Linked DNA regions of Homo sapiens: regions 1, 2, 3, 4 and 6 are each linked to region 5. The links are chromatin contacts, found by Hi-C or POLR2A ChIA-PET in ENCODE. All regions are on one chromosome and are shown on one strand. Each heading gives the region's core, a stretch centred on a gene start or an enhancer-like site at or near the end of the contact. The rest is flanking DNA. Distances are from core to core; before and after follow the strand shown. Region 1 overlaps XPO6 (exportin 6). Region 2 holds the start of ATP2A1-AS1 (ATP2A1 antisense RNA 1). Region 3 holds the start of SH2B1 (SH2B adaptor protein 1). Region 4 holds the start of SPNS1 (SPNS lysolipid transporter 1, lysophospholipid). Region 5 holds the start of SGF29 (SAGA complex associated factor 29). Region 6 holds the start of SBK1 (SH3 domain binding kinase 1).

Region 1 (3,838 bases), core at 682-3,181, 370 kb after region 5:
GTTCAAGACCAGCCTGGCCAACATGATGAAGTCTTGTCTCTAATAAAAATTCAAAAAAAATTAGCCAGGTGTGGTGGCGGGCACCTGTAATCCGAGCTCCTTGGGAGGCTGAGACACGAGAATTGCTTGAACCTGGGAGGTGGAGGTTGCAGTGAGCTGAGATTGTGCCACTGCACTCCAGCTGGGCGATAGAGCTAAACTCAGTCTCAAAAAAAAAAAAAAATAAAGAAAGAAACTGGTGCACCTCTCCATTGGTAGCTGATTGATGAGTCTTGTTTTTATGCATTCTCCAATACTATGTGGATGAGGTTTCCCAGCATAAAACGTACCATCCTCTGTATACAAAGATGTTTCCTCTAACTGGTCTCCATGGGGAGAAAATATGCTGCTTCCATGTTATCACTGCCACAGTGGGATCAGTTGAACTTCCTGGCCCAGACACCCGGCAGTCATCTTGCTTCTAACTCTTGGTCCTCAGCAGTAATTAGAGGAAGAGACAGACAATCTGACTGGGCACTTTGTGCAAACCCAAGAAATAATAGAGGAATGTTCTGCCATCGATCAACTTTATGGTAGTTTTAGATTAAAGCAGAAAAGTGCTTTTTAATGACTAAAATTATGTTTAGATGCAGCCAGAGTGTATGTTTTAATCAAATATTAAATGTCTGTGTGAAGATATTGTGCAAAGTTATGTCTAGATCTAAGCTGCAGACAAGAAAACAAGAAGCCTTTCTCATGCGAGGGGATGACTTTGTTCCAGATTGTGTTAATAGAGGGGTGGGCGCGCCTGCCCAGCCTTAGCAGTCCTGTTACATGCTGTGGTTGTCTGTTTGCTTCAGTAGAAGACATTTTTTTTTCTCCTGCAACTCTTGTACACAATGTTTAGAATGAATTACATCAATGTATATTTGTACCTCGGTCTTCCCTCTGCTTGGCCTTACGCTGTCCTATCACAGTCAGGCTAAGGAAAGGAACTCACATGGGTGTGGCTGGGGCTGAGATTCTGGCTGGCTGCTCACTGGCTGTGTGTCTTTGAGCGAGTCATCCAGTGTCTCTGGGCTTCCCTGATTGCCCTGCTGACTGCTAGACTGTGGAGGGTCAGTGGGCTTCACCACTTTTTCTTTTTTTTAAATAGAGGAATAAAGTGAGATTTCCACTTCAATATGCTGTGCTTTTTTTTTTTTTTTTTAAAGGAAGTGTCAGCTGGGCGCGGTGGCTCGTGCCTCTAATCCCAGCACTTTTGGAGGCTGAGGCAGGCGGATCGCTTGAGCCCTGGAGTTTAAGACCAGCCTGGGCAACATGGCGAAACCCCAGCTCTACAAAAAATACAAAAATCAGCTGGATGTGGTGGTGTGCAGCTGTGGTCCCAGCTACTTGGGAGGCTGAGGTAGAAGGATAGCTTGAGCCCGGGAGATAGAGTTTGTGCCACTGTACTCCAGCCTGGGCGACAGAGCAAGACCTGTGCCTCCAGAAAACAAAAGGAAAAGGAAAATATCTACGGGCTGGGATGCAAAAGAGCAGTAGTGACCGGAGGGAGAGATGGGAGGAAGCATTGTTCTGAATGTCGTTCTCCTGACTGGGGCTTCCTTGATGCACTTTTCTAGCTTTCTGGCTTTTTGAGCTGAATGACTTCAGGAGGGGGATAGGTAGATGTCACTCGCCCTGGTTCCCATGCATGTTATTTTAAGCTTAGTATTTCATCTCATACTTGTGTGCAGGCCTACAGGTCAAAGATTTTTTTCTCTCCTTTTTTTTTTTTTTTTTTTTTTTTTTTTGCAGTGGTGAAGGGTGTAGGGAAGTGAGAGTGATGATCTGAGAGTTTAGACATCTATGGTAATCCTGTTAGCTTTCAGAGAAAGTTTACATGAGTTTGAATATCTTTGCTAATCGCATGTGTTGTAACACACCGGATATGTTTTGCATACTTTTTAACCTTCGTTGGCAGCAGGGATAGAATCACTTTTCTTCGAAACCTTTATATACAGCAAATAGGGTAATGACACTGTTCTAGATATGCCACAGGGATATTTGAATGGCACTCTGGGATACTAGTCCTCATTTTGTTGAGGTTTGGTATCTATGAGCCCATGAACCTGAATATAGGAGACCCATATGATTCACCTCCTAGTAGATTATACAAAATGAGGCTCTGGGAAAGGATGGCAAAAAGCTTAATAGAAGTGTCTTTAAAAAATAGTCATTTTTGGCTGGGCATGTTGGCCCATGCCTGTAATCCCAGAACTTTGAGAGGCATAGGTGGGAGGATTGCTTGAACCTGGGGGTTTTAAGACTAGCTTGGGCAACATAGCAAGACCCCATCTTTATTTAAAAAAAATTTAAAAAATAGTCATTATTCCCCAAGATTAATTTTGTAAAAAGGTTATGCTTAGAGGGGGTTGTTTTAGAGGCCATTAGGTAACATATTACAGATTTAATCAGGGTTTGAGGAAACCACCTTCTAGCTGCTACATCTTAGGGAAAAGCACCTTATTATCCACCTTCAGTCTCAGTGTTAGCAGTCTCCTGTTTTTCAACACAGATTGAATCTGCGTGTGAGCAGAAGTCTGCTTATGGTCAGAACCCTTAAAGGGGAAAATGTAAAGAGTCACATGTATCTTCAATTTGGAGGAATTACCAGTATTCTTGAGAAACTGAAAGTGATACCAACAGTTTTCTTGTTCCTTTTACTGTCTTGAATTTGGTCTTTAAGATAGTTGAGCCACCAGCCCATGGTAGATATTGTAGAAAATACAGACATACTAGATAGAGCATCTTTCCAGACAGTTGATGTTCTGGGTAGAGAAGCCTAATATCTATGACGTATGAACAGTGACTTTCAGCCCACACTTCATGCCTGACATTGTGTTTACTATGTATTTTACATTTTATTTAATTCTCAGAATGACCCAATATGTTAGGTACTTTTACTGTCCCCACTTGTGCACAAGAAGAAACAGTGACACATTAAATAACTAGGCCAAGGTCAAGCTGCACATTTGGATTCAAACTTGGGGAACCTGACCCTAGAGCCTGCATTTTAAAACTTTTGCCATTCTGAAATGACCAGAGAACAGCACCAAGGGCAAAATTCTGTAGTACTGATTACAAGACAAAGACACAAGATGTAAATGACCTGATCTGTACTGTAATCTGTGTAGGAAAATTCATGAAGGTTAAACTATAAATTGCAGTCTCAGAAGCAAATGCAGGATGGGGCTAGGTACTCGCTTATGAGACCATGAGTGTTCAGATTGGAGTGGCTTCCTATGGCGAGTGACATTGAATCAGGCATGCTTTCCTTCTTATCCTCCTAGTAAACTTCCTTGCTCTTCAAAACCCAAATCACCCCTTTGAAGCTTTCTTTCCTTCAGATAGAGTTAGTTTTCTCTTTGGTCTTCTGAGGCTGTTTATATGTACGCCAGGACTACAGGATGTAACTGCTAGGCCACCTTCAGTTCTTTGAAGTTAGGGACCGTCTTACTCATCATTGTATCCCAGGGGCTTAATTTAAGCAATATCAGTTACTTAGTGAGTATTGAATTCTCATTTCTCCAACAAATAGCTGAGTTGCTTAGTCACTCCAGAATTAAAGCTAGGTTTAGAATAATTGGAGCGGTGTGATGGCATGTGCCTATAGTCTCAGCTTCTCAGGAGGCTGAAGTGGGGAGGATCGCCTGAGCCCAGGGGTTTGAGGCTGCAGTGAGCTGTGATTGTTCCACTGCACTCCAGTCTGGGGTGATACAGCAACACTCTGTCTCTAAAAAAAAAAAAAAATTAGGCTGAATGCAGAGGCTCCCACCTGTGATCCCAGCATTTTGGGAGGCCAAGGTGGGAGGAT
Region 2 (3,919 bases), core at 1,401-3,900, 330 kb before region 5:
CCCAGGGACGATGTCCCGAGCCTTGATCCTTTGCACTGACTTGCGGTCAGCCCGGTAGACCTTCCCCATCTCTGGCTCATACTCCTTCAGGGCCTCGATGGCGTTCTCTGCGTTCCGCTCCTGAGGAGACAGGGTGGAGGAGGCAGGGTTATACACAGGAGGCAGAGTTATGGAGTTGTGGCTCCTGGCACGGGGGAGGCAACAAAACCCCACACAGGCAGGGGTGTGTGTATGTTGAGGAAACTGTCACCTACAGGTGAAAACAGGTGAGAGGGTTTTGGGGAGGGAACAAAGAAGAATCAAAGAAAATCAGGCCGGGCATGGTGACTCACGCCTGTAATCCCAGCACTCTGGGAGGCTGAGGCAGGCGGATCACTTGAAGTCAGGAGTTCGAGACCAGCCTGGACAACATGGTGAAACCCCGTCCGTCTCTACGAAAAGTACAAAAAAAAAAAAAAAAAAAAAAAAAAGCCGGGCGTAGTAGCACGCGCCTGTAATCCCAGCTACTTGGGAGGCTGAGGCACGAGAATCACCAGAACCTGGAGGCAGAGATTGCAGTGAGATGAGATTACGCCACTGCACTCCAGCCTGGGCAAGAGAACGAGACCCTGTCTCAAAAAGAAAAATCTAAATAAAAAATCAAAGAAAATCAGAGGCTGCCCTGCAGATGCTGTCCTGGACCTGTCAGCACCACAGACACAGGTGGCTCTGCTGCGCCTGTAACACTGGGGCAAAGAGAAAGTGCTATTTCTCTCTTTTTTTTTTTTTTGAGACTGGGTCTCACTCTGTTGCCCATGCTGGAGTGCAATTGTGCAATCTTGGCTCACTGCAACCTCCGCCTCCCCATTCAAGTGATTCTCCTGCCTCAGCCTCCTGAGTAGCTGGGATTACAGGCACCTGCCACCATGCCCAGCTAATTTTTTTGTATTTTTAGTAGAGATGGGGTTTTACCATGTTGGCCAGGCTACTCTTGAACTCCTGACCTCAACTGATCCACCCGCCTCGGCCTCCCAAAGTATGAAAGTGGCTATTTCTATCCTCAGTGTTCAGAAACCAGTGAGCACCAAAAAATGGCTTATAGCCTGACATTTCTTAAAACCAAAGCAAGGTAGCATTTGGGTTTTCACTTTGGAAATGACCTAAAAACAAAACAAAACAAAACAAACCAGGAAGCAGAGGACAGGACATGTAGGGGGTGGTCAGGTCAGTGGAAGAAGGAAATCAAGCTAGCGTCTATTGAATTCCTACTGTGTGCCAGGAACATGCATCATCTTAGTCGATTTCACACTGGATTGCTAGCCCCATTTTATGGATGAAGAAACTGAGGCTCAGAGGGATGAAGGAACTTGCTCAGGGTCACATAGCCAGGAAGTGACAGTGGGTCACAGTCTCCCACCTCTTCCCCACACTCCATCCCATTCCAGACCAGGGGATAGGACCAGAGGAAGAGGCAAGTATGGGGGAGGTGATGGAGGAGGAGGAGACTGGAGGGAGGGTTGGCCTCTTCTTCACTGTTGGGACATGAAGGGGTAAGGAAGGGTCAACGCTAACCTGCCAAACCCCCACGATGGCATTGGCAATGAGGATCAAGAGGATGACAAAGGGTTCAACAAAGGCAGTGATGGTCTCTTCACCTTCCTCAAACCAGGCCAGCACCTGGGGAGCAGGGGAAAGGAGAATGACAGGTAATGAGGCCCCAAAACAGATGGAGAAAGGAAGTGGACCACTGCAAAGGGGAGAACTGTGCAGGAGAGTGCAGGAGCCAGCAGGAGGGCCGGGCACCGTCGGGGCGCTGTGGCCCCACATCCGTCTGAGGGTCTGTCCATCCACTGCAGGTCCTGCCACCGCCTTACTCAGCGGGATGGGCGCGCACAGACTTGCACCACTTGGGGGATTAGCTGGGAATGCTTTCAGGTTTCCCTGACCAAGCTGCTGGCTTAGAAGCGAAGCTCAGGCCAACCCCCCGCACAGCCACATCCATCCCACGGGAGCCAAAACCCGAGAGGAAAAACCCTGTGGTCTTCGCAGGCGGTCTGGCCCCCGCAGCCCTCCCCCTCGGCCAAGGCAGGGAAGCTCCGGTTTCACGAGGGAGCCGGAGCGGGGATAGGGTTACGGGGCCTCCTGCGCGCGCCCCGCCCCAGCTGTTGCCACCGCCAGGCAGCAGGCAAATGTCAAGGAGCAAATCTGAGAAGGGAGAGGAGAGGCCCTGCCAGCTTGTGCTTAACGCGACGGGGCCTGCGTTCGGAGACCAAGGCACAGGGAGGCTTTCGTTGCCTCCAGAGTCCCCAGCGAGGCTCACATGCTGCGGAAGAACCCGCGACATGCAGATGGACCGCGGGATGGGGAGTAGCCCCCAGGGCGGGAGAGGAGGCAGAGCCCTGGAGATGCCCTGCGGGGGTGGGGGTGCCTAGGGAGCGCGGGGAAGGGCTAAGGCCAGGCTGGGCGGGTAATGAGGGATGCCAGTGCCCTCCCTGACCGGGCGCCGGGCTCCTTGGAGTCATCATCACACCGCCGCGCTTTCCCGCCACTAGGAGCGAGTCCTCCCCTCGACCAATCAGCGTCAGGAGGCTGGGGAGGGCGGGGCAGGGGCGCCGACGGGCGCGGGGATTGGTGGAGCGGCCGTCCGCCCGGCGCATGCCGGGAGTGGCAGTGGCCCCCCGCGCCGCAGCCGGCATCGCGGCGGGACCCGGAGCCCGGAGTTCGGGTGGGTAACCCGAGCTCTCCAAGCTCTTGAAGCCGCGAGGGTGGCTTAGCTTCGGTGTTTTGGCTGAGAACACCCTTAAAGCTTAAAATAAAACCTGCCTCTGGGGTGCAGGGGAGGAGAGAGGAGGACGCGAATCACACCCGCTGCTGCGCGCCAGCCCGCCCCGTCTGTACAATGGGATGCTCGGGACTCGGACGGGAGGATCCAGTGACTGCGAGCCCCGCATTCGCCCGATCCCAGCCTCACACCCCCAGCCAGCCCCCAGAGACCCTCCCACACTTACGAAGGAAATGCATGCGGCCAGGAGGAGAATCCGCACCAGGAGGTCTTCAAACTGCTCTATCACCAGCTCCCACAGGGTCTTCCCTGGGGGAGGAGGCAAGGGGAGGGCCCCGGGTTAAGGTCTAGTGGGTGAAGGTCTGGGATGGAGCGCCCTGGACTCCGGCCTGCAGTGGGGAGGCTCTAGGGTGGTGGGCAGACAGCTTGGTGCCCAGAGAAGGGCTAAGAAGCTCGCCTGGAGTCCAGAAACAGACTCGGCAAAGTGGGGGGCAGTTCAAGGGTTGGCTGCTTCAAGGAGAAAGCGCCTGGGAGACTTCTGCCCCGGACAGGACTCTAACCTTTAGGGAGGGAGATTTGCCTTTTGGGAAGGGATATTTGCTCAAAGAATCTAAAGAGGCAGGGAGGAGGGAGTGGGACAGGGCGGGGTGGGGGGTGGTCATTTATGAGAGTTCAGGGATTCCAGTAACTTACCTTCCTCAGCAGGGAGCTCTACCCAGGAAAAAGAAGAAAAGGACAGATTCATTTGGGGTTCAGCCTCATGCCCCCCACACCCAAGACTTTGTGGCTAAGAGAATCAGGCCACCTTGAGGTTCATCAAGTTCATCCCATTAAAACCTCCCAAAACTCTGGATCTCGGGACTCTGTTTTCTCAGTATCTTCTTCCCCCTGCGAGCATTGGACAACGGCCCAGCTCTTCCTTAAGAAACCCTGAAGGGAGAAACGCGTGCATGCGTGTGCGTGTGTTTTGGGGGTGCAGGAGGGCATTAATTACCAGCCGCTCTTCCAAGGGACACTTACCATTGAGGCCGTATTTCTCCAGATTCCGCTTAACTTGGTCCGGGGTGAGGCCCGTGGTCTCACTCACCCCAAAATAGGCCAAACATTCCTCCGTGGTTTTAGCATGAGCGGCCTCCATTGTGCTCCCTTCCTGGGGGC
Region 3 (3,707 bases), core at 93-2,592, 310 kb before region 5:
TGCTGGCCTCACGTAAACAAAACATCACAGGGAGAGCTGGGGCCCTAGGATTTTTCACCTTCCTCTTCTCCCACTGGGGAGTATGCCCTAAAGGCAGGTTAGCCTTCTGGTTAAGGCCATGGACTTGAGTCAGACCAGGGCTCAAACCACCTTATGAGCACCCAGTCCAGCCACCTTATGAGCGATGTTATCTTGAACAAATTCCACGTCCTCTCTGAGCCTCCGTTTTTCTATCTGTTAAACAAAGCTAATGATCCCTCCCCTCGAAATGTTGAGAGAATTACATGGAATGGGGTATGTCAGCGCTGAACGCAAAGTAAGCATCCGCTGAACGACTGCCATTGTTACTATCTTCATGTGGGAGAAGAATATTATTGTTCCAATTTTCTAAAATAGAAATTAGAGAAAGGAGGAGCCCTCTCAAGGTCTTACAACTAGAAAGTGGCAGAGCTGGGTGTGGAATTTACAACCCTTGGCTCTTGTTAGCGCTCCTCCCGCCACGCAATACTGGAAGGTGACAGCCCCAGGACTGGGGCCAGAGCAGCTCAGGAAAGCCTCCCCAAACCCTCAGCGACCTCAGACTCCTGTTCAAACCTACAGCCAGGCTGTAAGTCGGTGAACCCTCCCCTTCCTCCTGGGCCTCGACCCTACAAGCTCAGATGGCTCCAACCGCAGGGACAACTCCAAACCAACGAGAAACAATCAGGAGATGCAGGAGTCATGGAGCACGGGGGAACCCAGCCAAGAAGTGCAAACCAATCTCCAGCCAGCGGCCACCTCGGCTCACACAGGCCCACCCAATCCTCCGCACCGCAGACAGACCCAGCCCCCTTCAGGCCCGCTGACCCTGCGACTCCTAAGCTGGTGACTCAGTTTCTCTTCTGCCAAGCAGGACTCAGACACATTTTCCCGGTGCACCTGCCTCCTGGCTCAGTTCTGATATTTCCCGAAGGGCGGGAGGTGGAGGGTGCAGGCTCCGCTCTCGGCTCGGACCCTCCGGGCCCGGTGGTCCATATACTCCGATCCGACCCTACTCCCTGGACACCCCCCAGCCGCCCATTTTCCGGGGCCGCATCCACCTCGGGACCAGCCCTGTCTGCTGCACTCTCCGGGGCCGAGTGCCTCTCCAGCCCCCGGCCCTCCACGCCCACCCCCACCCAGGAATCCTCTCGGGCGCCAGGGCCGGGTCGCGGAGAGGGAAAAGGTACTTGAAGAGGGGGGTTCCGGTTCCGGTCCCACCTGCATCTCGGTCCCCGAGGTTAGCTCCGGCGGCGGCGGCGGCGGCGGCGGCTCCCGCTCCCTGCGCCCCCACCCACTACGCGACGAGCGCCCAGCCCGGTTCCGCGCAGGCGTCAGGACCCCCTTTCCCGTCGCTGAAGGAAGAGACCATAGAGAACAGCGGCGGGAGGGAAGGGCACCTTCATACTTACTTCCGCCATCCTCCCACTCGGCGCCGACCCCAGGAGACCGAAGACGGTGTGAATCTCGTAGGGCTTCAGTGCCTTCTCCAGTTGCACCTAAAAGCGACCACAGACGCAGCGGGGGAAGTGCTTGGATCCCACCAGAGCGTCCTCCCGGAGGAAATTCGGGACAAAGGGGCGATGTCGACCATAGAGAACCGGCCTTAGGGGATAGAGTCCCAGGGCCCGGCTGAGGGCTAGAGTAGCCGCCGAGCACCGGAAACCAGCGAGATGATGAGGCTGTGTGAACGGCCCGCTGCAGCCTAGAGCGCCGGCCCCGCTGTGGAGGGGCACGCGGACAACGCCACCAAGGAGCTGAGCGAGGAAAGAAGCGGGTGACCTTGGGGAGGCCCTGCGGGGAGGCGGAGCCTGAACTTACGACCTTGGTTTATCTGAGGAAAGGGGCAGGCGGTCCAGGAGTTTGCATCTCTGAGGCTGGAGATGAAGATGGTGGTAGTGGTGGGGGAGGGGGTGGGTAGAAATAATGAGGTCAGGGCCGGGCGCAGTGGCTCATGCCTGTAATCCCAGCACTTCGGAAGGCCGAGGCAGGTGGATCACCTGAGGTCAGGAGTTCGAGACCAGCCTGGCCAACATGGTGAAACCCCGTCTCTACTAAAAATACAAAAATTAGCCGGGCATGGTGGCGCGCGCCTGTAGTCCCAGTCCCTCCGGAGGCAGAGGCAAGAGAATAGCTTGAATCCGGAAGGCAGAGATTGCGGTGAGCCGAGATGGCGCCACGGCACTCCAGCCCAGGCAACAGAACTAGAATCCCTATTTTAAAAATAGAAAAAAAAAAAATGAGGTCAGGGCCGGGAGCGCTGGCTCACGCCTGTAATCCCAGCCCTTTGGGAGGCCGAGGCGGGCGGATGGCTTGAGGTCAGGAGTTTGAGACCAGCCTGACCAACATGGTGAAACCCCGTCTGTACTAAAAATACAAAAAATTTAGCCGGGCGTGGTGGCAGGCGCCTGTAATCCCAGCCCCTTGGGAGACCGAGGCAGGAGAACAGCTTGAACCCGGGAGGCAGAGGTTGCGGTGAGCCGAGATGGCGCCACGGCACTCCAGCGCGGGCAACAGAGCTAGACTCCCTATCAAAAAAAAAAAAAAAAAAAAAGAATTGAGGTCAAGGCCGGACGCAGTGGCTCACGCCTGTAATCCCAGCACTTTGGGAGGCCGAGGCGGGCGGATCACTTGAGGTCAGGAGTTTGAGACCAGCCTGACCAACATGGTGAAACCCCATCTGCAATAAAAATACAAAAATTTTAGCCGGGCTTGGTGGCAGGCGCCTGTACTCCCAGCTACTTGAGAGGAGGCTGAGGCAGAAGAATCACTTGAACCCCAGAGTCGGAAGTTGCAGTGAGCCAAGACTGCGCCACTGCAATCCAGCCTGGGCAAAAGAGCGAGACTCCATCTCAAAAATAATAACAATAATAATAATGAGGTCAATTCCAGACGTGCTTTTGGGACGTCTGTGGGCATATAGTCTGGAGCTAAGAAGAGACATCAAGGCCAGTTAGAGAAATCGAGAACAATTAAAGTACGGAGGGTAGTTGAAAGCATGAGCACAGTGAGATCCTCCACCCATCCAGTGTCTGATTGACCCGGCTCCAGCTGGCCTAAACAGTAAAGGAAGCTATGGCCCAAGTAATCGAAAAGTCCAGAGCGGACAGATTCAGACAGGTGAACACAGGGGCCAGAAGATATCAGGAACCTGTGGCTCACCATCTCTGGTTCTGCCTTCCCTATGCATTTGGCTTCACCCTCAGGCAGGCTCTCCTCTCTTAGTGGCAAAATAGCTTCTTGTAGCTCCAAGCTTAAACCCTAATAGCTTAGCAACTCTCCTAGAAGGAGCATGCCTCTTTTCTGAGATTCCCAATGAAATTTCCAGAACTGAGTAGCTGATTGGATCAAGTGCCCATCCTGGAACTCGAAGACAAATAAATAACCCAAGAGGGGAAGACGGATAAATCCTGACTCACCTAAGAATGTTCAAGGCCGGGCACAGTGGCTCACGCCTGTAATCCCAGCACTTTGGGAGGCCGAGACAGGCGGATCATGAGGTCAGGAGATCAAGACCATCCTGGCTAACACGGTGAAACCCCATCTCTGCTAAAAATACAAAAAAAATTAGCCAGGCGTGGTGGCGGGTGCCTGTAGTCCCAGCTACTGGGGAGGCTGAGGCAGGAGAATGGCGTGAACCTGGGAGGCAGAGCTTGCAGTGAGCCGAGATCGCACCACTGCACTCCAGC
Region 4 (3,608 bases), core at 213-2,712, 420 kb before region 5:
AGTGCAGTGGTGCGATCTCGGCTCACTGCAACCTCTGCCTCCCGGGTTCAAGTAACTCTCATGCCTCAGCCTCCCAAGTACCTGGGATTACAGGCGCTCGCTACCATGCCTGGCTAATTTTTGTATTTTTAGTACAGATGGGGTTTCGTCATGTTGACCAGGCTGGTCTTGAACTCCTAACTTCAAGTGATCCACTCATCTTGGCCTCCCAAAGTGCTGGGACTACAGGCGTGAGTCACCACACCCAACCCTCCTGCCATTATTTACTGGGTGTCTACCATGTGCCAAACACTGCACTAGGCCCTTCACAGACAATCTTTTAGTTAATCTTCACATCAGTCCTAAGAGATGATTCGTGTTATTACTTGTTCCATCTTATAGACAAGGAAAATGAGGCTTAGAGAGGTTGAGTGCCTTGCCTACCATCACACAATAAGTGGAAGAGCTGAGATTTAAACCCAGGTCTGTCTTCACCTGGGTGAAGTTATACTTAGTTATACTAAACTGACTCCCTCTTTAAATGTGGTGTCCCGCTGACCCCCGAGCAACATCAGGGCCATCACCTCCCCTAACTGGCCACAAAACCTCCATTAATGAGCCCCTAGACAGGCCAGCGCGTGGCCCCACTTGAGACAGAACAGAAGGAGGAGCGGCTGTGTGACCAGGAGTGGTCCCCACTCACCGGTCTGGATGAGCCCAGAGCTACTGTCCCCGATGTTGAAGAACTGCTCGATGTCGGGAAGGACGCCTGAGGAGAAAATTCAGGATGGTCCGGCAAAGCAGCGCCACCCTCGGGACCCTGGCTCCCCTCTCCTAGACTATCTTCCTCCCAGAAGTGAGTCCCTACCAGCCACGGTGAAGCGGTCCATGTAGTTCAGGAGATTGATGTAGCACAGCACCGCCACTATGAGAGCCGAACGGCCGGGAGACAGGCCGGTGATGCGCTGCAGCCCCTCCTGGTCCGGGACCTCGGGCTCCTCGGACTTCGGGTTCCCCGTGGACCCTGGCAACCCCGGGGTGCCAGGCACTGGCCCGTCGTCCGGGTCATCCGCCTGGCTGAGGAAGGGCGCGGTGTCGGACCCGGCCATGGTCCCGGGGGGCCGCGCCCGCCCGCGCTCCGGTCCCACCGACGATCCCACCTGCGAGGGGAGGAGGCTGGAGAAAGGAGGATGGACCGAACACAGGCGAGGGAAGTGCGCCCGGAGACGGGGAGCTTGCCCTGAAGCACAGAGCACCACTGAGAAGGGACCCGGGCCCTGTCACGCCTCCCCGTCTCAGTAGACACACAGCGCGGAGGGGACGTGCGGAATACACGTGATGTCGGGGACAGGAGCGGGCTGAAGAGGGCACGATCCCACGCGGAGGCCACCCCTCACCCGGGGTAGGAGCCCGCTGCACTTGCTGTCGCTCAGCCCGGGCGCTGCACCACGGCAGCCGCCATGTTGCTTAAAGCCGGTCATGTGACGCGGGAGCCAGGGTGGAAGGGGTCCCCGCGGGCAAGCCTTCGACACGTGACCTGCCACCCGACTACGGAAGCCTCTTGGGCGTTCCGCCCGGGCTCACATGTCATGTGACGGCCGGCCGGTCGCCGGAGTAACCAGGAACTTTCCCAGACCCTGCGGTCCCTGGAGCGTCAAAAAGAGCGTCCCCGTGACTAGGTGGAGTCGCCTGCCCTTCCGAATCTCAGCTGTCTTATCTGGAACCCCCACGTGGCAGACTCCATCTTCATCAAACGGGATAATGGGGTCTCAAAAGGTTTTGGAAGTAGTAGATACCTCTAAAAGCCAAGGAGCAGCCCTAGTTCTCGGGAACCATCCTGTCTTCCTCCCAGGGTCTGGTTGGCGGCTTTTTACTCTCAATAAAGGATGGATGGATGGATGGATAAATGGATGGATGGAGCTTGAGCAGCGCGATGGATGGAGGATTGGAGGGACGGAGGGATGGACGGACGGACGGATGGAGCTTGAGCAACGCCCCGCCCTTTGTTGAGATTCCCCAACCCTGCTAGCCTTGTAAACTCCTGAGCCTTCACCGTGGACACTTAAATACCTATTAAAGGAAGCGTCTCCACCCGCCGCTCCTGGAGCATATTTTTCCTCACTCCAATCGGGATTGGAGCCCTTGCGCCCTCCGGTGGGCTTTTGTAGGGCAGGCAGGAGCTCCTAGCCTAAGGAGACTCCCAGCTGCAGGACTAGGGTCAAAGGGATAACTTGGGAGTGGTTCTTTAGTGGCACCCTATAATCTCCAAGCTACATCTAATAAAGCACTCTAAGTAAAATTAGTATAGTTCTGTGCAAATACAGCTTCAAGACCCATCTTTCAACCAGCCCTTAAAGGCCCTCTACTGAAATCCTGGAATCTCGTGGGGAGAGCATCCCCCAACCCCAAAACGCCTTGTTAGAAACTATTTCGAGTCCGAATACCCATAATTGGCTTTAACCCCCCCCCCCCCCCCATATTAGGTGCCTCGTGTTTCAGAACCTTAAGCTTGGTTTCCCCTGGCGGACAGGAACTTCAGGTTGCAGGCATTTAATTCCCTCAACAAGATATTATTGAACATGTATGTGCCTGGCATTTTACCAGGTTTCAGGGAAAGGCAGACTTACTCCCTTCCCTCGTGGAGCTTATCTAGAGAGTGATACGCATTGTAAATTGCACCTCTGAAGTGAAAAGGCAAGCCACAGGTTGAATGAAAATATTTACAAAGCATCTATCTGCCAAAGGACTTGTATCCATGTAAAGAACTCTTTTTTTTTTTCTTTCTTTCTTTTTTTGGAGACAGACGCTTGCTCTGTCACCCAGGCTGGAGCTGGAGTGTAGTGGCGGGATCTCGGCTCACTGCAACCTCCACTTCCGGGGTCCAAGCGATTCTTGTGCCTCAGCCTCCCAAGTAGCTGGGATAACAGGCACGTGCCACCACACCCGGCTAATTTTTTGTATTTTTGGTAGAGATGGGCTTTCAGCAGGTTGGCCAGGCTGGTCTTGAACTCCTGACCTCAAGTGATCTGCCCGCCTCAGCCTCCCACCGTGCTGGGATTACAGGGGTGAGCCACCATGCCCAGTGTCATTTTAATTTTTATATTTGTAGAGATGAGTTATCGCTATGTTGTCCAGGCTAGTCTGGAACTCCTGAACTCAAGCAATCCTCCCACCTCATCCTCCCAAAATGCTAGGACTACAGGTGTGAGCCACTGCACCCAGCTCTTTTGTCCATTTTAAAAATTGTGTTTTTGGCCAGGCACAGTGGCTCATGCCTGTAATCCTAGCCCTTTGGGAAGCTGAGGTGGGAGGATCACTTCAGCCCAGGAGTTCAAGATCAGCCTGGGCAACAAAGCAAGACTCATCTCTACAAAAAAACTAAATAAATAAAAATTAAATATACACTTCCCATATGACCCAGCAATTCCACTCCTAGGTAACCACCAATGAGAAATGAAAACGTGTCCAAACAAAAACCTGTATATGAATGTTCATAAATGCATTATTCATAATAGCCCAAAAATGAAAAGAATCCACATGTCCATCAACAGGGGCATAATCTATTCATACAACGGGAATAGCTTAACAAGAAAAAGGAATGAACTGTCAGAGACGTTCGGACCAGAGTG
Region 5 (3,639 bases), core at 487-2,986:
GGGCTTCCAGCTTGCAGATGGCAAATCTCGGGACTTCTCAGCCTCTATAATAGTGTCACCCAATCCATCACAATAAATCTCTTTTAAAATAGCTATACAGTTGACCCTCAAACAATGCAGGTTTTAATTGTGCAGGTCCACTTATATGTGGATTTTCTTCCACCTCTAGAACTCTTTTTTGAGACAGGGTCTTGCTCTGTCACCCAGGCTAGAGTGCAGTGGCACGATCTTGGCTCACTGCAGCATCCACCTCCTGGGTTTAAGTGATTATTGTGCCTCAGCCTCCCAAGTAGCTGGGATTACAGGCGTGCACCACCACGCCCGGCTAATTTTTTAATTTTTTTTTTTTTTTTTAGAAGAGACTGGATTTCACCACGTTGCTCGGGCTGGTCTCAAACCCCTGAGCTCAGGCAGTCTGCCCACCTCGGCCTCCCAAAGTGCTAGGATTACACGCATGAGCCACCGCGCCTGGCCAGTATTTACATTTAAAATGTGAAACTGGGATTGCGGTGGCTCATGCCTGTAATTCCAGCATTTGGGGAGGCTTTGGTTAGGAGGACTGCTTAAGCCCAAGAGTTTGAGGCTGCAGTGAGCTGTAATAACACCACTGTTCTCCAGTCTGAGCAACAGAGAACGTGTCTCTAATAAAAACAAAAATGTGAGATGATGCCTAGGTTAGAATCAGCAGAGGAGAAGCCAGAGAGAGCAGAGGCAAAGGAAGAGAACGTTCAGCAAGCCAAATGAAAACAGTGTTTCAAGGAGGGGCAGTGATCCACAGCATCAAATGCTGAACAGGACTGAGACCTAACTTAACAATGCATTTGGCCACCTAGAGATCACTGGTGGCTTTGACAAGAAGCCTTTTTAGTGGAGTGGTGGAGACCAAAGCCTGACTAGAGGCTCAAGGGTTCAAGACTTGGAGGAGAAAAGGCATTAGTGAGGGTAGACTAAGGCCTTTGGCTGCAAACCGGAGCCGAGGAGGAGGTAACTGGAGGATAGCGAGGGTGAAGGAGGCTGTTTTGTTGTTCTTAAGACGGGCATTTTTTGGCCGGGCGCGGGGGCTCACGCCTATACTCCCCACACTTTGGGAGGCCGAGGCGGGAGGTTGAGCCTCCTGGGCAAACGACGAGCTGTTAGTGTATCTTGTTAAGAACTATATATATATACAAAATTTTTGTGCAAATCATAAAATAAGTGCTGGAGTTCGGGGCCCATCCTCTGTCCGCATCTTCGTGACCCGGGTCCGAGTACCCCACCTGGAAGCTGCGTCCGTGCCGAGCCCAGCGTGTCGCTGTTTCCCACCCTCGCCGGGGATGGAAGCACGCAAGCGCAGACCTCGAGCGGCCGGGCGCAGGGCCCGCCCTCCCCGAGCCCCGGCCCCGCCCTCCTCTCCCGCCCCCACCCCCACGAGCCCCGCCCCCCTCCCGCCCAGAGCGCGTGCGCACCGCCCCTAGAGCGCCGCCTCAGGGAGGTCGGGAGCCGCGGCGCGGAGGGAGGACTCAGCCCTTCGCTCCCGCGTTTCGCCGGAGGTCTCAGGCCACGGCCCGTCGCCACCTACCGAGTCCGGGACAAAACAAGCTCGTCGGGCTGGAAACTGCGACGAGGGGAGCAGGCGCGTTCCTCGAACCCTTTTTCGGAGTCTGCGGATGATCACAGACCTGCGTTCGAAGATTGGCGGCACGTCGAGAACCGCACACGCTTTTTTTTCCTTTTATGAGCGTAGTCGCGCGCGGAGGACCTTGCACGCATGCGTAGTCGTTCCTCTGTGACGTGACCCGCTGCCCCGTGGGAAATGTAGTTTTCACTTGGCACACCGCTCCGGCTCTTGGCGGAACCCTAATTTAACCAACCAAAGTGCTTGTGCGTTTTCAGCGTTTTCTCCCATTTCCCCAGACTCTATTTAAAACAAAATGCAATAAATAAATAAATAAATAAAACTTGAAAGCGAACAGATTGCTGCTTGCTGGAGGTGGGTGGGCGCAGGGGTAATATGAAAACTGTACTTTCTGCTCAATTTTGTTGTGAACCTAAAAATGCCCTAAAAAATAAAAGTCTGTTGTTAAAAAATTAATTAAAAACAGGCCGGGCGCGGTGGCTCACGCCTGTAATCCCAACACTGGGACGCTAAGGCGGGCGGATCACCTGAGTTCAGGAGTTTGAAACCAACCCGGCCAACATGGTGAAACCCCGTCTCTACTAAAAAATACAAAAATCAGCCGGGCGTGGTGGCGGGTGCCTGTAATCCCAGGTACTGGGGAGGCTGAGGCTGGAGAATCGCTTGAATTCAGGAGGCGGAGGTTGTAGTGACTGGAGATTGTACCATTGCACTCCAGCCTGGGTGACAAGAGGGAAACTCCATCTCAAAAAAACAAACAAACAAAAAACAAGCAGATCTTTAGACCCAGAAATCGCACTTCTAGGGAATCTTCTCAGGAAAGTACTAAGGATATGGACGTGCAATGGACATGTAGCCTCAATGGTATTTTATCGAAAGCCATCCTGGTATCTTAAAGTTTCTTACATAACCTACAAATGTCTGTAATTATTTGTTGATTATTTGATAAACTTGCAAGTCCTATGAGATTGGGATCATCTTGTGTTCACCTGTGTATTCCTAGTACCTAGCACAGTGCCTGGCCATCACATGTTTCTTTTTTTTTCTCTTTGAGACAGGGTCTCGCTCTGTTGTCCAGGTTGGAGTGCAGTGGTGCCATCAGGGCTCCTGAGTAGCTAGGACTACAAGCACACACCAGCACATTCTGCTGATTTTTAAATTTTTTTTGGTAGAGATGGGGGTCTTGCTATGTTGCATAGGCTGGTCTTGAGTTCCTGGGCTCAAGCGATCCTCCTGCCTCAGCCTCCCAAAGTGCTGGGATTACAGGCATGAGCCACCAACCTCAGCCCCGTCAGTATTTTTCTGTTTATTAGAGAATCTCAGGCGTTAGCACTGAAACTATGTTAACCCCAAAATTAATGCATCATTTTCTTCCATCACACTTGCAGTTCTTTCTGTGGGCGTCAGGTCAGTGAATGACATGCCCATCCACCCAGCTGCAGTTCTACTTACTGCCTTTTATGAAGGTTATGCTTTGAGGGATTTTGCAAATTTTGCATTTGTAAAGGTCTCAGGGGCTCTTTTTCCTGATTGTTAAATATCAGCCCTAGCTAGGCCAGGCGTGGTGACTCACGCCTGTAATCCCAGCACTTTGGGAGGCCGAGGTGGGCAGATCACGAGGTCAGGAGTTTGAGACCAGCCTAGCCAATATGATGAAACCATGTCTCTACTAAAAATACAAAAATTAGCTGGGCATGGTGGCACGCACCTGTAGTCCCAGCTACTCTGGAGGCTGAAGCAGGAAAGAACCACTTGAACCCAGGAGGCGGAGGTTGCAGTGAGCCAAGATTGCGCCACTGCACTCCAGTCTGGGCAACAGAGCAAGACTCTGTCTCAAAAAATAAATAAATAAAATAAATTTAAAAAATCAACCCTAGTCACTGATCAGGAGAGATGTAGAGCTTACAGTTGTTTTTTAAATTATTTTGGTCTCTGCCCTGTTTTAAAATTTTATCGTTAATTTCTGATTTTTCTACAATAAACATGTATTTATTAACTTTTTAAAAAGTGTTTTAGAGTGTTGT
Region 6 (3,527 bases), core at 362-2,861, 260 kb after region 5:
GAGACCCTGGAATTGGCCCTTGGTTGTCTGGGACACATTGAGCCAACCCTTGGTTTAACCTGGGTGTTCTCCAGGTTAGGAGGGGAAGGGAAAGACTTGGGTTGCTGTCCCTGGGACAAATGGGAACAGAACGGTGCCCTGACCTGAAATAGCTTCTTCATCTAGGCTACCTCTCCTCCCCAGAAACTAGCGCCTCACTTTGGGGGGTACTTACTCCCTCCCTGTCCCACAGGGAGTACAAAGTATGGTTTAGGTAAAGACCGCCAGTGTGGCCTGGGTCGGGCAGCAGAGTCACAGGGAAGATGCGATTCCCATTCATCCGCTCAAACACACCCCTTCCCCGCACTCTCACAGACAAAGACACACACCCGAAGCCCCAGCCATCACCCAGGGCCACATAAGGCAGCCCCCCTCACCTGTGGGCACCCCCAAATTTTCCCCTCTCGGGGGGACTTCACTAGAAGCTCAGCTTGGCCGTGGGGGAGGGGTATTCACACTCCAAGGACCTGGGGGCCAACCTCCAGGCTCGCAGCTTTTGGGGGGGGACTCTCCGCCCTCTTCCCCCCTCTCCATGGCACAACGGGCTCCACCACCACTCCTCCGTGGGGCCGGGGAGCTGCGCCCGAGCCTCAAGGCTAGGGAGTGGGGTGGGGGAAGGGAGAGGAGGAGGGGGCGGCTCCTCCAAGCGAGACACAAAGAGACGTCCTTCAGCCTCGGCTCCATGGCGACGCTGGGGAAGGGGGAGCGCGCAACCCGATACTTCCTTCCCCACCTGCAGGGCTATGGGGACCTCGGTGGCCACTCACCTGCCGCCCCTCACCTGGGCCCGGCTTACCTGGGCTGGGGCCGCGGGGACGCCGCGGCAGGGGGCCTGGGCGCCGTCGCGGTCTTCGTCTGCCCGGCCCCGGGGGCTCAGGGCGCCACGACCATGGACCGGGGTGCAAGCGGTGCCGCCAGGGGCTCAGTCGCCCAAGTCCTGGAGCTTTAGGGGGGGGATCCCCGAGGCTTCTTGCTGGTGAGAGTGTCTCTTGCTGTCCCCGGCTGCCTAGATTTGGGATTTCTATGTACCGGAGTTGGGGGGAATTGGGATCCCCTGATCTAGGGGCGTTCTGAGCTGGGTCTTCTTGTCTTGAGGTGTGGAGTTGTAATGACCGGATCTTGGGAGGGGGTTCTCGCAATCCCGGCCTGGGGGCACTGCGTTCTAGGTCTTGGGGCGGGGGCCCAGACTGAGGAGGGGGAGTCCTTGCGGTGCCGTAGGGGGCTTGCTGTCTTCTAAATACCGAGGAAGTCTCCGCTTTCCCCGCAGGGGAGTCGCTCGGTGTCGGATCCGGGAGGGCCCCCCCTCTTCCCCGAGGCTCGCCGGATCCTGGATGTGGAAGGGGGCTCCCCGCACTCCTCGGCTGCGGGGGCTTTAGTGGGTCCCGGCCACCGGCGGGCGCTGGAAGCCCCTCAGCCGCTGGGGGGCTCGGTCGCCGCCGCTACGAGCAGCCCGGCCCTGCGCTCCCGGCCCCCGGCCTGGCCCGGGCTCCGGCTGCGGCTCCAGCTCGCGCTCCGCCTGGCGCTCGGGCCCCGGCCCCGGCGCCCGCCCGGGCTGCGCTCCATCGCGGCATCGCGGCTCCGCCCTCCAGCCAGCGCGCACCTGCCCGCCCGGCCCGCGGCTCCGCCCTCCGGCTCGCGCGCCGCCGCCCGCCCCTTTGTCCGTCCCGCTCGGCGCGCGCCCTCGCGCAAGCGCGCTCACCCGCCGCGCGCCCGCCCTCCCGCCGCGCGCCGCGGAGCGCAGATTCTCCCCGCGCGGCGCCCCCACCCCCTTCCGGCCGCGCTGGGTCCTAGCGCCGGTGGCTCCCGAGCTGGCTCCCACCCCCCACCCCCCACCCACCCCACTCCTTTTCTAGGTCAGAGCCCACGAGGGGGCGAGAACGAGGTTACAGAGGACTCGGGGGAGTCTGAGAGGGTCACCTGGTCCAGCTTTCTGGGCCCTGCGGGACGAGACTGCCCCAGACTGTCCCGGTCTGTGCTAGTGGGGCGGAGCCTGTGTGTGTTTGAAGGAGGGAAAACAAATCCAGGTTCTGCATTCGGATATGCATTTCATTCATCCATGCGTCCGCCTGCCTGCCTGCGCTTCCATCCATCCATCCATCCGTCCGTCCATCCATCCATCCATCCATCCATGCATCCTATTTCCAGCGAGACGTCAGAGAACTCACAGTCTTCTTGGGGAAGAGGTCATAAACTTGGGCCTGGGTGGTTGCCCTATCCAACTGAGGTCGCCTTTGCGATCCCTGCTGCAAATAGGCAGTGACTAGTCCAGGAGTGCAGCTGGGAGGAACTGCTCGCCGGATAGAAGGGAAGAAAGGAGATTCTAGGCAGAGGTACAGCAGGTGTAAGGGATGTTGCATTGTCTGTTTGATAACCGGAAATTGGTGGCCTGGATGAAGTGGGTGGATGGGGACAGAGATGAGATAGGGACAGCTCGTCCTTCCAGGCCCTGTTCTTTCTCCTCCCTGCAGCTCACTCTTTCCCTAGTGAGAAAGCCCCAATAGGACGCCTTCCCTATTTCTTTCTTTTTTTTTTGTTTTTTTAGCTTCAAGCTTCAAAAGCATTTCTTTTTCATTCTTTTTTTTAATTATTATTATACTTTAAGTTTTAGGGTACATATGCACAACATGCAGGTTTGTTACGTATGTATACGTGTGCCATGTTGGTGTGCTGCACCCATTAACTCGTCATTTAGCATTAGGTATATCTCCTAATGCTATCCCTCCCCCTTCCCCCCACCCCACAACAGTCCCTGGTGTGTGATGTTCCCCTTCCTGTGTCCATGTGTTCTCTTTGTTCAATTCCCACCTATGAGTGAGAACATGCGGTGTTTGGTTTTTTGTCCTTGCGATAGTTTGCTGAGAATGATGGTTTCCAGCTTCATCCATGTCCCTACAAAGGACATGAACTCATCATTTTTTATGACTGCCCCTATTTCTTCTAAGTTTTTGATCAGGCTGTTTTCTCAACCCAGCGTAATCCTCCCAGCCACTCCCGACTGTTTCCAGAGCTTTAGGAGCCAGGGATTGCAAACGCAAGTACCTACAGGCGCAGACATGAGCGACTGGGGTCGCATGTAAAGTGATAGAGAGGGTGGAGAAGAGGGGAACTGGAGACATCGTGGGCTGTGCGTGGCTGGATGATATTCAAAGAGAAGCAGGACATCCAGAAATCTTCCAACTTTTAAATGTTTGAAACGAATTCCCAAAATTCGGAAATATTGAATGGGCCAAATGAAACACACTTTGCAGACAAATCTGGCCCCCAGACCATAGGTTGGCAACCTCTACCATTGAGAATATTGTTTCAGTTCTTAACTTGTCGGCCTCCTGCCTCTGTCTAGATTGTCTTTTTTCTCTTTTCTTTTCTTCTCTTCTCTTCTCCTTTCTTTCTTTTTCTCTCCCCGCCCTTCCTTCCTTCCTTTCTTCTTTCCTTCCTTCCTGCCTTCCTACCTTCCTTCTTTTTTTGACAGAGTCTTGCTCTGCTGCCCA

What was found. Hi-C counts contacts between places; a loop is a spot of excess contacts on that map. ChIA-PET counts read pairs that join two places held with the same protein, here RNA polymerase II (POLR2A). Pooled maps may share reads with other maps.
Region 1: a loop to region 5 is called in a pooled map, with 7 times the contacts of the local background. The contact joins the enhancer-like site here to the promoter of SGF29 in region 5. A Hi-C loop is called at or near these places in 1 of 168 maps with a recorded cell type or tissue (mesothelial cell of epicardium) and 3 of 50 pooled maps. POLR2A ChIA-PET finds 5 or more read pairs at or near these places in 3 of 52 experiments (H1, HepG2 and activated naive CD4-positive, alpha-beta T cell).
Region 2: a loop to region 5 is called in a pooled map, with 4 times the contacts of the local background. The contact joins the promoter of ATP2A1-AS1 here to the promoter of SGF29 in region 5. A Hi-C loop is called at or near these places in 1 of 168 maps with a recorded cell type or tissue (MCF 10A) and 4 of 50 pooled maps.
Region 3: a map of transverse colon shows a loop between it and region 5 (10-fold over the local background). The contact joins the promoter of SH2B1 here to the promoter of SGF29 in region 5. A Hi-C loop is called at or near these places in 4 of 168 maps with a recorded cell type or tissue (CD8-positive, alpha-beta T cell, MCF 10A, chondrocyte and 1 more), 2 of 37 single-sample maps with no recorded cell type and 10 of 50 pooled maps.
Region 4: a loop to region 5 is called in a map of ascending aorta, with 3 times the contacts of the local background. The contact joins the promoter of SPNS1 here to the promoter of SGF29 in region 5. A Hi-C loop is called at or near these places in 1 of 168 maps with a recorded cell type or tissue (ascending aorta), 1 of 37 single-sample maps with no recorded cell type and 9 of 50 pooled maps. POLR2A ChIA-PET finds 5 or more read pairs at or near these places in 2 of 52 experiments (HCT116 and MCF 10A).
Region 6: a map of dorsolateral prefrontal cortex shows a loop between it and region 5 (6-fold over the local background). The contact joins the promoter of SBK1 here to the promoter of SGF29 in region 5. A Hi-C loop is called at or near these places in 5 of 168 maps with a recorded cell type or tissue (CD8-positive, alpha-beta T cell, dorsolateral prefrontal cortex, naive thymus-derived CD4-positive, alpha-beta T cell and 1 more), 7 of 37 single-sample maps with no recorded cell type and 9 of 50 pooled maps. POLR2A ChIA-PET finds 5 or more read pairs at or near these places in 3 of 52 experiments (AG04450, K562 and activated naive CD4-positive, alpha-beta T cell).

The regions. Positions count from the first base shown.
Region 1 is chr16:28,186,609-28,190,446 of GRCh38, reverse strand. The region is part of intron 1 of XPO6 (exportin 6); the gene reads left to right. Among named protein-coding and RNA genes, the nearest start is that of XPO6, 23 kb to the left of the region's middle. RefSeq lists a silencer at 940-1,079 and enhancers at 1,472-1,521, 2,606-2,775. Within about 2 kb of position 1,931, at least 11 of the 41 ENCODE cell types and tissues checked have a DNase peak (open chromatin) inside an H3K27ac peak, as active enhancers do.
Region 2 is chr16:28,878,652-28,882,570 of GRCh38, reverse strand. ATP2A1-AS1 (ATP2A1 antisense RNA 1) reads left to right here and starts at 2,650. Exons shown (of 2, transcript NR_046290.1): 1 at 2,650-3,029; 2 at 3,467-3,614. It overlaps ATP2A1 (ATPase sarcoplasmic/endoplasmic reticulum Ca2+ transporting 1), which reads right to left. Exons shown (of 23, transcript NM_004320.6): 1 at 3,782-3,919; 2 at 3,455-3,472; 3 at 2,988-3,070; 4 at 1,552-1,656; 5 at 1-120. The coding sequence starts at 3,899. RefSeq lists silencers at 2,434-2,783, 2,804-2,853 and an enhancer at 2,924-3,697.
Region 3 is chr16:28,861,478-28,865,184 of GRCh38, reverse strand. It overlaps SH2B1 (SH2B adaptor protein 1), which reads right to left and starts at 1,342. Exons shown (of 8, transcript NM_001387430.1): 1 at 1-1,342. RefSeq lists a silencer at 1,128-1,287 and enhancers at 1,398-1,757, 1,400-1,905, 1,623-1,917, 2,198-2,267.
Region 4 is chr16:28,972,632-28,976,239 of GRCh38, reverse strand. It overlaps SPNS1 (SPNS lysolipid transporter 1, lysophospholipid), which reads right to left and starts at 1,462. Exons shown (of 12, transcript NM_032038.3): 1 at 848-1,462; 2 at 683-748. The coding sequence starts at 1,088. RefSeq lists a silencer at 1,106-1,195, a cis regulatory region at 1,232 and enhancers at 1,148-1,317, 1,416-1,525, 1,606-1,725.
Region 5 is chr16:28,552,017-28,555,655 of GRCh38, reverse strand. It overlaps SGF29 (SAGA complex associated factor 29), which reads right to left and starts at 1,736. Exons shown (of 10, transcript NM_138414.3): 1 at 1,559-1,736. RefSeq lists a silencer at 1,308-1,427 and an enhancer at 1,448-1,767.
Region 6 is chr16:28,290,609-28,294,135 of GRCh38, reverse strand. SBK1 (SH3 domain binding kinase 1) reads right to left here and starts at 1,611. Exons shown (of 4, transcript NM_001024401.3): 1 at 836-1,611. LOC124903670 (a long non-coding RNA gene) reads left to right here and starts at 2,071. Exons shown (of 2, transcript XR_007065033.1): 1 at 2,071-2,369. RefSeq lists silencers at 1,511-1,740, 1,948-2,119.